Linked DNA regions of Homo sapiens: region 2 is linked to region 1. Evidence: read pairs that join two places in POLR2A ChIA-PET (ENCODE). Cell type or tissue: OCI-LY7. All regions are shown on one strand.

The links. Peaks named below come from ENCODE experiments on the same cell type or tissue, not always from the same donor. Only the 100,000 strongest peaks of a DNase experiment are listed, where the experiment ranks them.
Region 2: POLR2A ChIA-PET joins it to region 1 with 5 read pairs; 9 of 35 experiments call an interaction of 5 or more read pairs at or near these places.

The regions. Positions count from the first base shown.
Region 1 is chr12:31,913,743-31,918,742 of GRCh38, reverse strand. No RefSeq gene overlaps it. Among named protein-coding and RNA genes, the nearest start is that of LINC02422, 29 kb to the right of the region's middle. In OCI-LY7, no CTCF peak of the experiment used is centred here; a DNase peak (open chromatin) is centred at 3,102.
Region 2 is chr12:31,708,614-31,713,613 of GRCh38, reverse strand. It overlaps AMN1 (antagonist of mitotic exit network 1 homolog), which reads left to right. Exons shown (of 7, transcript NM_001113402.2): 2 at 4,189-4,321. Among named protein-coding and RNA genes, the nearest start is that of AMN1, 18 kb to the left of the region's middle. In OCI-LY7, no CTCF peak of the experiment used is centred here; no DNase peak of the experiment used is centred here.

The DNA.
Region 1 (5,000 bases):
TCTTAAAAAAAATCTTTTGACCAGATTTTAGATGGACAAATAGCAAACATTCCTATTTCTTGGCTTCATTTCTGAAATTTGCACCAAGAAGAAGCTTTTTGTTTTTGTTGTTTTTTGTTTGTTTGTTTTTGCAGGGGTGGGGGTATATTTGCCTATTAGAGGTCTAGAATAATCACTATTTTATTTATTTGTTTGTTTTTCCCGAGACAACTCTGTCACCCAGGCTGGAGTGCAGTGGCTCGGTCTCAGATCACTGCAACCTCCACCTCCCAGGCTCAAGTGATTCTCATGTCTCAGCCTCCTGAATAGCTGGGACTACAGGCGCGTGCCACCATGCCTGGGTAATTTTTGTGCTTTTAGTAGAGACAGGATTTCACTATGTTGGCCAGGCTGGTCTCAAACTCCAGGCCTCAAGTGATCCGCTCGCCTCAGCCTCCCAAAGTGCTGGGATTACAGGCGTGAGCCACCATGCCCAGCACTAGAATAATCACTATTTAAAGCTGTTGTCTTTGAAATGTTTTAATAAACTTGTTGAGTATGTGGTTCCATTTAGCTCAGGAGAGAAGGCTGAACAAACAAAGGAACAAAAAGTTTTCATAAATTTATAAATTTCATAAATTTAAATATAAACTATATAAATATTTTATATTTAAAATATAAACCGATGTTTAAAATCAAAGGTATACCTGAACAAATGAGAAAACCAACACAAATAAACACACAGGAGACCCAAACCAAGAAGCCCTTTTAAACCAAGCCCTTCATTAAAACTTGGCTTTAATCAAGTTTCCCAAAGAGGGAGCAAAAGTTAGCAGCCCTTACAGGATCCAGACCCTCCCAAGGACAGCTTAGAGAAAGCTTCCCTAGCAACAATTGGGGTGCAACCCCACATTTGTTCACCATATTCTCTATGGCCTCAGCTTTTCAGCCCAGTGTCTGCCAGACCTTCCACAAAGGCAGACCTTCCCTTGTGTGCCCAGCAGACAGACAATGAGAAGAGACAGTCACTAAAAGAGGAAAACAAAAGCTGCCCATGGGGGTGGAAAGAATTACAAATGGGCACCCCAAAACCTCAAGAGTCACACCAAAAATTCAAAACAATTAACCAAGCTAATTCTTATAAATGTTTCTCCCCTGAGCTAAAGACATCCCCTGAGGAAAGGAATTTTTTGGTTGGTCCGGAGAACTTTAGCTCTGTTTCAAATCCAATCTCGCTGGAATGCTGCTTAGCTAATTCCCTAAATGCTAACATTTCAAAAACATGGTAAGGTTTACATCTCCAAAGGACTGAGAAAGGCCTGGAAAATGCTGGAGTGACTTTAGTAAATCCTGCAGCAAAGTTGAGCAGGCAATTTGAACATTTAAAGAATTTTCTGCGGGTGTTAAAGGAGAACTCTCCAGAAAAAAAAGTTTTAGCCGTTAACAGTCCAAATTTCCAAAGGTTGGCCAGGTGCATTGGTTCATGCCTATAGTCCTAGCACTTTGGGAGGCCAAGGCTGGAGGATCTCTGAGTCCAGGAGTCTGAAACCAGTATGGGGAATATAGTGAGAAAGCCATCTCTACAAAAATTTTTTTTAAAAATTTAGCCAGGCATGGTGGCACATGCATGTATAAGTCTCTGCTACTTGGGAGGCTGAGGTGGGAGAATCACTTGAGCCTGGAATGTCGAGACTACAGTGAGCTGTAATTGTGCCACTGCAACCTCTGCAGCTTGTCTCAAACAAAACAAAACAAAATAAATTTCCAAAGGTATACCTCTAACTGGGACTCAAAACCTGTAAGCCTTTTTATGGTATATAATCAGATGCATAAATTATGCCTGAAGAGGGTGCAAGTATGCAGTTCCCCTCAAGATCTGAAATTTCTTCTGAAGATAGCCTAAGAAAGTAAAGACCCTCATTATCAAGGCAATGAAGGTTGAGACAATTAAGACAAATTTCCCTGAGAGATGACACATTTGAAAAAACAGACATTTCAGACCCCCGGCTGGACTCACAGCTGGCCATCTGACATAAGCTCAACAATGTACGCTCTCTGAGGTGGTAGAGACTGGAGAATAAATTTGCTGGTGACAAAGCCAAGCTTCTCAAGAAATTAAGCAGGATGAAAGGAGAATCTTATGATTTTTCCTCCTTATGAGAAGCCCTACAAAAAGAGAGCGACAAGGGAAATAAAGACCATCTTTGGAAACTAAAGAACAATAACCAACAGTACCTGAAGCAGATTCACAAGAGTCACATTTCAAAAAACTAATTGTTTTTTATTTGTAATTTTTTTTTCCTGCCAATCTGAACCTGGAAAAGAAGAAACAGGGAAATTTTTTACCTTCCTCTCTTGACCAGGTACCACAAATAGAAGTCTGGGAGAAGCTAGTTGGGCGCAGTGGCTCACGCCTATAATCCCAGTACTTTGGGAGGCCGAGGCAGGTGGATCACGAGGTCAGGAGTTCAAGACCAGCCTGGCCAACATGGTGAAACCCCGTCTCTACTAAAAATACAAAAATTAGCTGGATGTGGTGGCAGGTGCCTCTAATCCCAGCTACTCGGGAGGCTGAGGCAGGAGAATCGCTGTAACCCAGGAGGCAGAGGTTGCAGTGAGCCGAGATCACGCCACCATTACACTACAGCCTGGGCAGCAGGGGGAGACTCTGTCTCAAAAAAAAAAAAAAAAAAGAAGTCTGGGAGAAGCTGACTTTCATAAAAATCCTACCTATTTATATTGGCTTCTGCAAGTTCTCCCAGGATTCCACTTATAGGTCTTGGAGTGAGTGGAGTGTCTCTATTGGTCCCAACTGAGTTGCCAAATTGTAGAGGAGAAAATATAATTTTTTTCTTTCCCTCATAGGTTCTTATTTGAGACACTCCCCAAAACAATGAAGCCATCCTTGTAATTAAAAGTGGCAACAGAAAACACCTGAAAAAAGGCCTCAATCTGAACCATGTCAGGAGGTTTAGAACACAAGAGGACTCACCCAGTGAATTCCAGGGCTATCAAGATCAATGGAGTGCAAAAGCGTCCTGCAGGTACCTTTGCTTGGGTCCATGGTGGCATCAGAGATCAAGAGGGAACTGCTCTGTATCCCACTTCTGACACCACGTAATATAAACTAATAAGAAATAAAACCAACGCTGTGGATCAGCAAACAAAAGAGAAGATATTTTAGCCCAGCATGATGGCTCATGCCTGTAATTTCAATACTTTGGGAGGCTTAGGTGGGAGGATCACATGAACCCAGGGGTTAGAGACCAGCCTGGGCAACATAGTAAGACATTGTCTCTACAAAAAATAAAATTAGCTGGGCACGGTGGCGCATGCCTGTAGTCCCAGCTTGGGAGGCTGAGGTGGGAGGATCACTTGAGCCTGGGAGGTGGAGGTTGCAATGAGCCAAGATTGTGTCACTGTGCTCCAGGCTAGGTGACAGAGCAAGAGACCCTGTCTCAGAAAAAAAAAAAAAAAAAAAAGGTATTTTAATTGGGGTCTTTCATGACTTGCAATTTAGGAGACACAAATCTGTTCCATTCAGACAAGACTGGGCAGGGGCTTATAAAGGTTTCTTGCAAGTTTACACAAGTTGAAAATTTTAGCACAATCCATGATTGACAATGGTTGATTGACAGCTTGTATGTCTCTAGGCAGTAATGAGCTTAATTCAGCACAGTTGTCTCCTCAGGAGGTTGGTGATTAGACCTGGTGTAAATAGTTCAAATCAAATACAGCTGCTTCTTAAAGAAGTTTTAAATTTGGCTCAGTTCAAAGAGGTCAAATTCCTTCTGGGTGTGTACGTGACTGGGGTTCAACTCCCAACTCCTTATGCCCTCTTGGCTCCTTTTTAGAGACCTCTGACATAATCATCTCTATTTTGGATTTCTTTTCACTCTATCTATTATCTATATATCTATCTATAGTATATGTGTGTATGCATAAATACTGTTAAGAATTCCTTTGTATTTCACAGAATGCATAGATTAATTGGAAGAGATTTTCCTGTTTTTAATTTTTAATTTTATGTTGAGTCCTCTGATCCAGAGACTGTCTCTCCATTTATCCAGGTGTTCTTTTATATCCTTTTTTTTTTTTTTTTTTTTGAGACAGGGTCTTGCTCTGTCACCCAGTCTGGAGTGCAGTGGCATAATCTTGGCTTACTGCAACCTCTGCCTCCTGGGCTCAGGTGATCCTCTCACCTTAGCCTCCCAAGTAGCTGGGACTACAGGCATGCACCACCCACCACACCCAGCTGGTTTTTCTTTTTCTTTTTTTTTTTTTTTGAGACAGAGTCTTACTCTGTAGCCCAGGCTGGAGTGCCGTGGCTCAATCTCAGTTCACTGCAACCTCTGCCTCCCCAGTTCCGGTTCAAGCAGTTTTCCTGCCTCAGCCTCCTGAGTAGCTGAGATTACAGGCGTGTACCACCATGCCCAGTTAATTTTTTTTTTTTTTTTTTTTTGAGACAGACTCTCGCTCTGTTGCCGGGCTGGGGTGCAGTGGTGCAATTTCAGCTCACTGTAACCTCTGCCTCCTGGATTCAAGCGATTCTCCTGCCTCAGCCTCCTGAGTAGCTGGGATTACAGGCGCACACCACGCCCAGTTAATTTTTGTATTTTTAGTAGAGACAGGGTTTCACCACATTGGCCAGGATGGTCTTGAACTCCTGACCTCGTGATTCACCCGCCTAAGCCTCCCAAAGTGCTGGCATTACAGGTGTGAGCCACCATGCCTGGCCTAGTTTTTGTATTTTTAGTAGAGATGGGATTTCATCGTGTTGTCCAGGCTGGTCTCAAACTCCTGTGCTCAAGTGATCCTCGCGCCTCAACCTCCCTAAGTGCTGGGCTTACAGGCATGAGCCATTGCACCTGGTTGTTTATATCTTTTTATACAATCATACAGTTTTATGCAGTCTTTGTAGGTAGTCTAGTTTCTCCTGCTATTGTAAGGAAACTTTTCCATTGTGTTTCCTGATTTATTATTTTGTCCTATATATTTAGTTGTGATAAGTATATATAACA
Region 2 (5,000 bases), 210 kb after region 1:
CTGTCTCAGTCTCCCAAAGTGCTGGGATTATAGACATAAGCCACCATGCTCAGCCTTAATCAGAAATGTTTTATGTCTTGAGATGTCTGACACAAATATGATAAAAGAGTAACAAAATTCTAGGTTTGAGGTACATAGATGTATATCACCCTGTTTTATATTTCTGTATTTTTGAAATTTTTTATTATAAAACAACAAGCAAAAACTTGCAGAAATGAAAAGAAGACTTGATTTTAAATTACAAATATCATAAACTAGAAATTCCACATTTAGTAGAAAAATAAGAATATAGTAGAATTAGATAATACTGTAAATAAACATATATACATTAAACATATTTATGTGCAAACACATATACATACATGGAGAGAGATACTTATACATACATATATATATAACACACAGAGAGAACATTACATCTCTCACGTAGATAATATACATTCTCTGAATATATAGAGCATGTATTTGGCCACAACAAAGAGCTCTTACAAATTTGTCAACAAATAACAAAATGGTCCTCAAAAAACTAAAAATGGAACTACCCTATGATTCAGCAATTTCACCACTGGGTAAATATCCAAAAGAAAATAAATAAATATATAAAAGAGATATCTGCACTCCCATGTTTATTGCAGCACTATTTGTAATAACCAAAATATGGGCCGAGCATGGTGGCTCACACCTGTAATCCCAACACTTTGGGAGGCCGAGGCGTGTGGATCACGAGGTCAGGAGTTTGAGACCATCCTGGCTAACATGGTGAAACCCCGTCTCTACTAAAAAAGAAAAAATTAGCTGAGTGTGGTGGCATGCACCTGTAGTCCCAGCTACTTGGGAGGCTGAGGCAGGGGAATTGCTTGAACCCGGAAGGCAGAGGTTGCAGTGAGCTGAGATTGTGCCACTGCACTCCAGCCTGGCAACAGAGCAAGACTCTGTCTCAAAAAAATAAAAATAACCAAAATATGGAATCAACCTAAGTGCCCATCAATGGATGAATGAATAAAGAAAATGTGGTATAATACATATATATGATGGAATATTATTCAGCCATTAAAAAATAATGAAATCTGCTGGGTACGGTGGCTCATGCCTGTATTCCCAACACTTTGGGAGGCCAAGGCAGGCAGATCACGAGGTCAAGAGTTCAAGACCAGTCTGGCCAACATGGTGAAACCCTGTCTCTACTAAGAATACAAAAATTAGCCGGGCGTGGTGGCATGTGCCTGTAATCCCAGCTATTTGGGAGGCCAAGGAAGGAGAATTGCTTGAACCTGGGTGGCAGAGGTTGCAGTGAGCCGACATTGCACCACTGCACTCTAGCCTGGGCGACAGAGCAAGACTCCATCTTGAAAAAAAATAATAATAAAATAAAATAATAATGAAATCTTAGTCAAGTGTGGTAAGCATGCCTCTAGAAGCTGAGGCAGGAGGATCTCTTGAGCCTAGGAGGTTAAGGCTGCAGTGAGCTGTGATTGCACCATTGCACCCCAACCTAGGCAACAGAGCAAGACCCCATCTCGGGAGAGAGGGAGGTAGGGAAGGAGGGAGGGAGGGAGGAAGGGAGGGAGGGGGGAATGAATGAATTCTGTCATATGCAGCAACATGGATGGAACTGGAGGTCATTTTGTTAAGTAAGCCAGACACAGAAAGACAAATGTCACATGTTCTCATTCATATGTGGGAACTAAAAAAAAGTGGATATCATGAAGATAGAGAGTAGATGGGTGGCTAACAGAGGCTGGGAAGGGCAGGGGATGGCGGCATAGAGAGAGGTTGATTAATGGGTATAAATACACAAATAAAAAATAGTGTTCAATAGATGGGTAGGGTGACTATAGTTAATAATAATCTATTATACACTTCAAAATGGTTAGAAGAGAATAATTTGAATGTTCCTAGCATAAACAAAAGATAAATATTTAAGGTGATGGATAACCCAGTTACCCTGATTTGATCTTTACACATTATATGAATGTATCAAATTATCACATGTACCCTGAAAATATGTACATCTATTATGTATCAGTTTTTAAAAATAACAAAACAGGCAAAGGATATGTATAGATTGTTTATGGAAAAGCATATCCAGATAGCCAGCAAGCTCATGCAAGGATGTTGTTTATTGGTAATTAGAGAAATACAAGTTAAAGTAATAGTGAGACATCATTTTCACCTGTTAGGCCTTCCAACATTTAAGAGTAGGTGATCTTGAAAACAGTGCTGAGTGAAAAACTAAACAAATCTATGACAAGTCCCATGTTTATAAATTAGAAATGCATGCATACAATAAACATGTTAAAAGGAAATATACAATGAAAGGATACACATTAAACATGAGAATGGTTTCCTAGAGGGGTGGGGAATGGGAGTGGGAAATGGAGATAACAAAGAAATGGAAAGAATAAATAAAATTAAAATTAAATATAAAATAAATAAATAGGGCTGGGTGCGGTGGCTCATGCCTGTAATCCCAAGTGAGGAGTTTGGACCATCCTGGCCAATATGGTGAAACCCCATCTCTATTAAAAATACAAAAATTAGCCAGGCATGGTGGCACACGCCTATAGTCTCAGCTACTTGGGAGGCTGAGGCAGAAGAATTGCTTGAACCTGGGAGGCAGAGGTTGCAGTGAGCTGAGATCATGCCACTGCACTCCAGCCTGGGTGACAGAGTGAGACTCTGTCTCAAAAAATAAATAAACTAGCCATGATATCTATTGCTGGAAGGATGTAGAGGGAAAGGAGCTTTCTGACACTACTAATAGAAATATGAAGTGTTTTCCAGACTTTCTGAAAAATAATCTGACAACATATCCTAGAAATAGTGGTAATGCTTGTCAGCATACAAGTCACTAAATAGATCATCCGTACTGTGAAATATGATGTGACCATTAAGGGAGAATCAGTACTGTGTCGGATGCCTTGAAGGGATTTCATAAGATACTGAATGAAAGACAGTGTATAAAAGTAAGTGTACTGTGGTGCCGTTTTAGGAAACAATGACCCCTCCCCCACACAAGCCTTTAAATGTGTGTGTGTGTGTGTGTGTGTGTGTGTGTGTGTACAAGAACAGAGAAAAATAAGAAAGAATATATGCTACATTGGTGTAGAGAGCTAATGGAGGGGGAAGGACAAGAGAGGAAACTGTGTAGGAAACCAAAAGAGGAAAAAGAAAAAATTAACATTGCACTAAAAAATTAATCACAGGTATATGATCACATTCACTCATGAATGTAAAATTTTGTATATATGGGGATATTTGTAGACAGAAATTAATAAGATTTGTATTTGTTTCTTTAAAGTATGAGTTTTTCAGATGGTTGGAATTTCAGGACACAGATAAGATATGTTGGTCATAAGATTCTTGGTTGTTGCCTGATAACTCTACTTTCTGCCTATACAACCCTGGCACTGAGTTTGATATCTCTGTGATTTGTAATATTTGCTGAATCTTTGTGGTTATGGTTCTTTCTCTAGTGATTTCATTATCCACATAGTTTTCAAGAAAAATAGTAAAAACAAGTTTGCTGGATTAACAGATAAAACTTTTCAATTAGTGGGTCCCAATATAAAGCTTATTTAGGAGTATGTGTCTTAGAAATTAGACACTTAGGAAAAACATTCTTGTTGGTCATTTAAAATGCATTTTGATAAATGAGGTATGCATAGAAAAAAATTGTAGAGGAAGAGCATCTTGTCCGTAATTTAACACAGACTAGGTTTTTGAAGCTTACAGAGCTAAAGTTGTAAATATAGTATTAATATAAAATGTATATACTTTTTTTTGAGACAGGATCTTGCTCTGTTGCCCAGGCTGGAGCGTAGTGGCACAATCACAGCTCACTGCAGTCTCGACCTTCTGGGCCCAAGCGATCCTCCCACCTCAGCCTCCCAAGTAGCTGGGACTACAGGCTCACATCACCATGCTCAGCTAATTTTTGTATTTTTTTTCTTTTTTTGTAGAGACAGGGTTTCACTATGTTGTTCAGGCTGGTCTCAAACTCCTGAGCTCAAGCCATCCTCCTGCCTGGGCTTCCCAAAGTGTTGGGATTACAGGCGTGAGCCACCACACCCAGCCAAAATGTACACACTTTTATGAAAGGGCTAAGTGCTAACAAATAGCATTAAGACAAGTGTTAGGAATCAGTACAGGCCCAGTGTGATTTACTATATTGTATTTGTATTTCAGATGCCTTTGGTGCTTCATGAAGAATATTTCCAGATATCTCACAGACATTAAGCCTTTGCCTCCCAACATAAAAGACAGACTGATTAAAATAATGAGTATGCAGGGACAGATAACAGATTCAAATATAAGTGAGGTAAGAGTATGAATAACTGTAAAGCAAGCATATTATATTTTCTGTTTAGATATGGTTTTAGATTTTTGGAACAATGGTATATGGTAAGACTGGTAATCATTTTTAATTTTTTTTTTTTTATACAGGGTCATGCTCCGTTGCCCAGGCTGGAGTACAGTGGTGCAATCTCAGCTCACTGCAACCTCCGCTGCCTGGACTTAGGTGATCCCTCTTCAGCCTCCTGAGTAGTTGGGACTATAGGTGTACACCACCATGCCTGGCTAATTTTTGCATTTTTTGTAGAGACAGGGTTTCACCATGTTGCCCAGGCTGGTCTCGAACTCCGGAGCTCAAGTGATCCATCCGCCTCAGCCTCTCAAAATGCTGGGATTACAGGTGTGAGCCACCATGCCTGGCCCACATTTTAGAATATTATAAAGTATAAGGGTTTGTTTTTTTCCCTCCAGATAACCAAAATGTCCATATGTAATTATCAGAGGAACCTGCCCCCAATATTTCAATGTAGGTTCTTTCTATTTTTCCTAAGTGTCGGCTGGTCTGAGAAATAAAGAGAAAGAGTACAAAGAGAGGAATTTTACAGCTGGGCCGCCGGGGGTGACATCACATATCGGTAGGACTGTGATGCCCACCTGAGCCACAAAACCAGCAAGTTTTTATTAAGGATTTCAAAAGGGGAGGA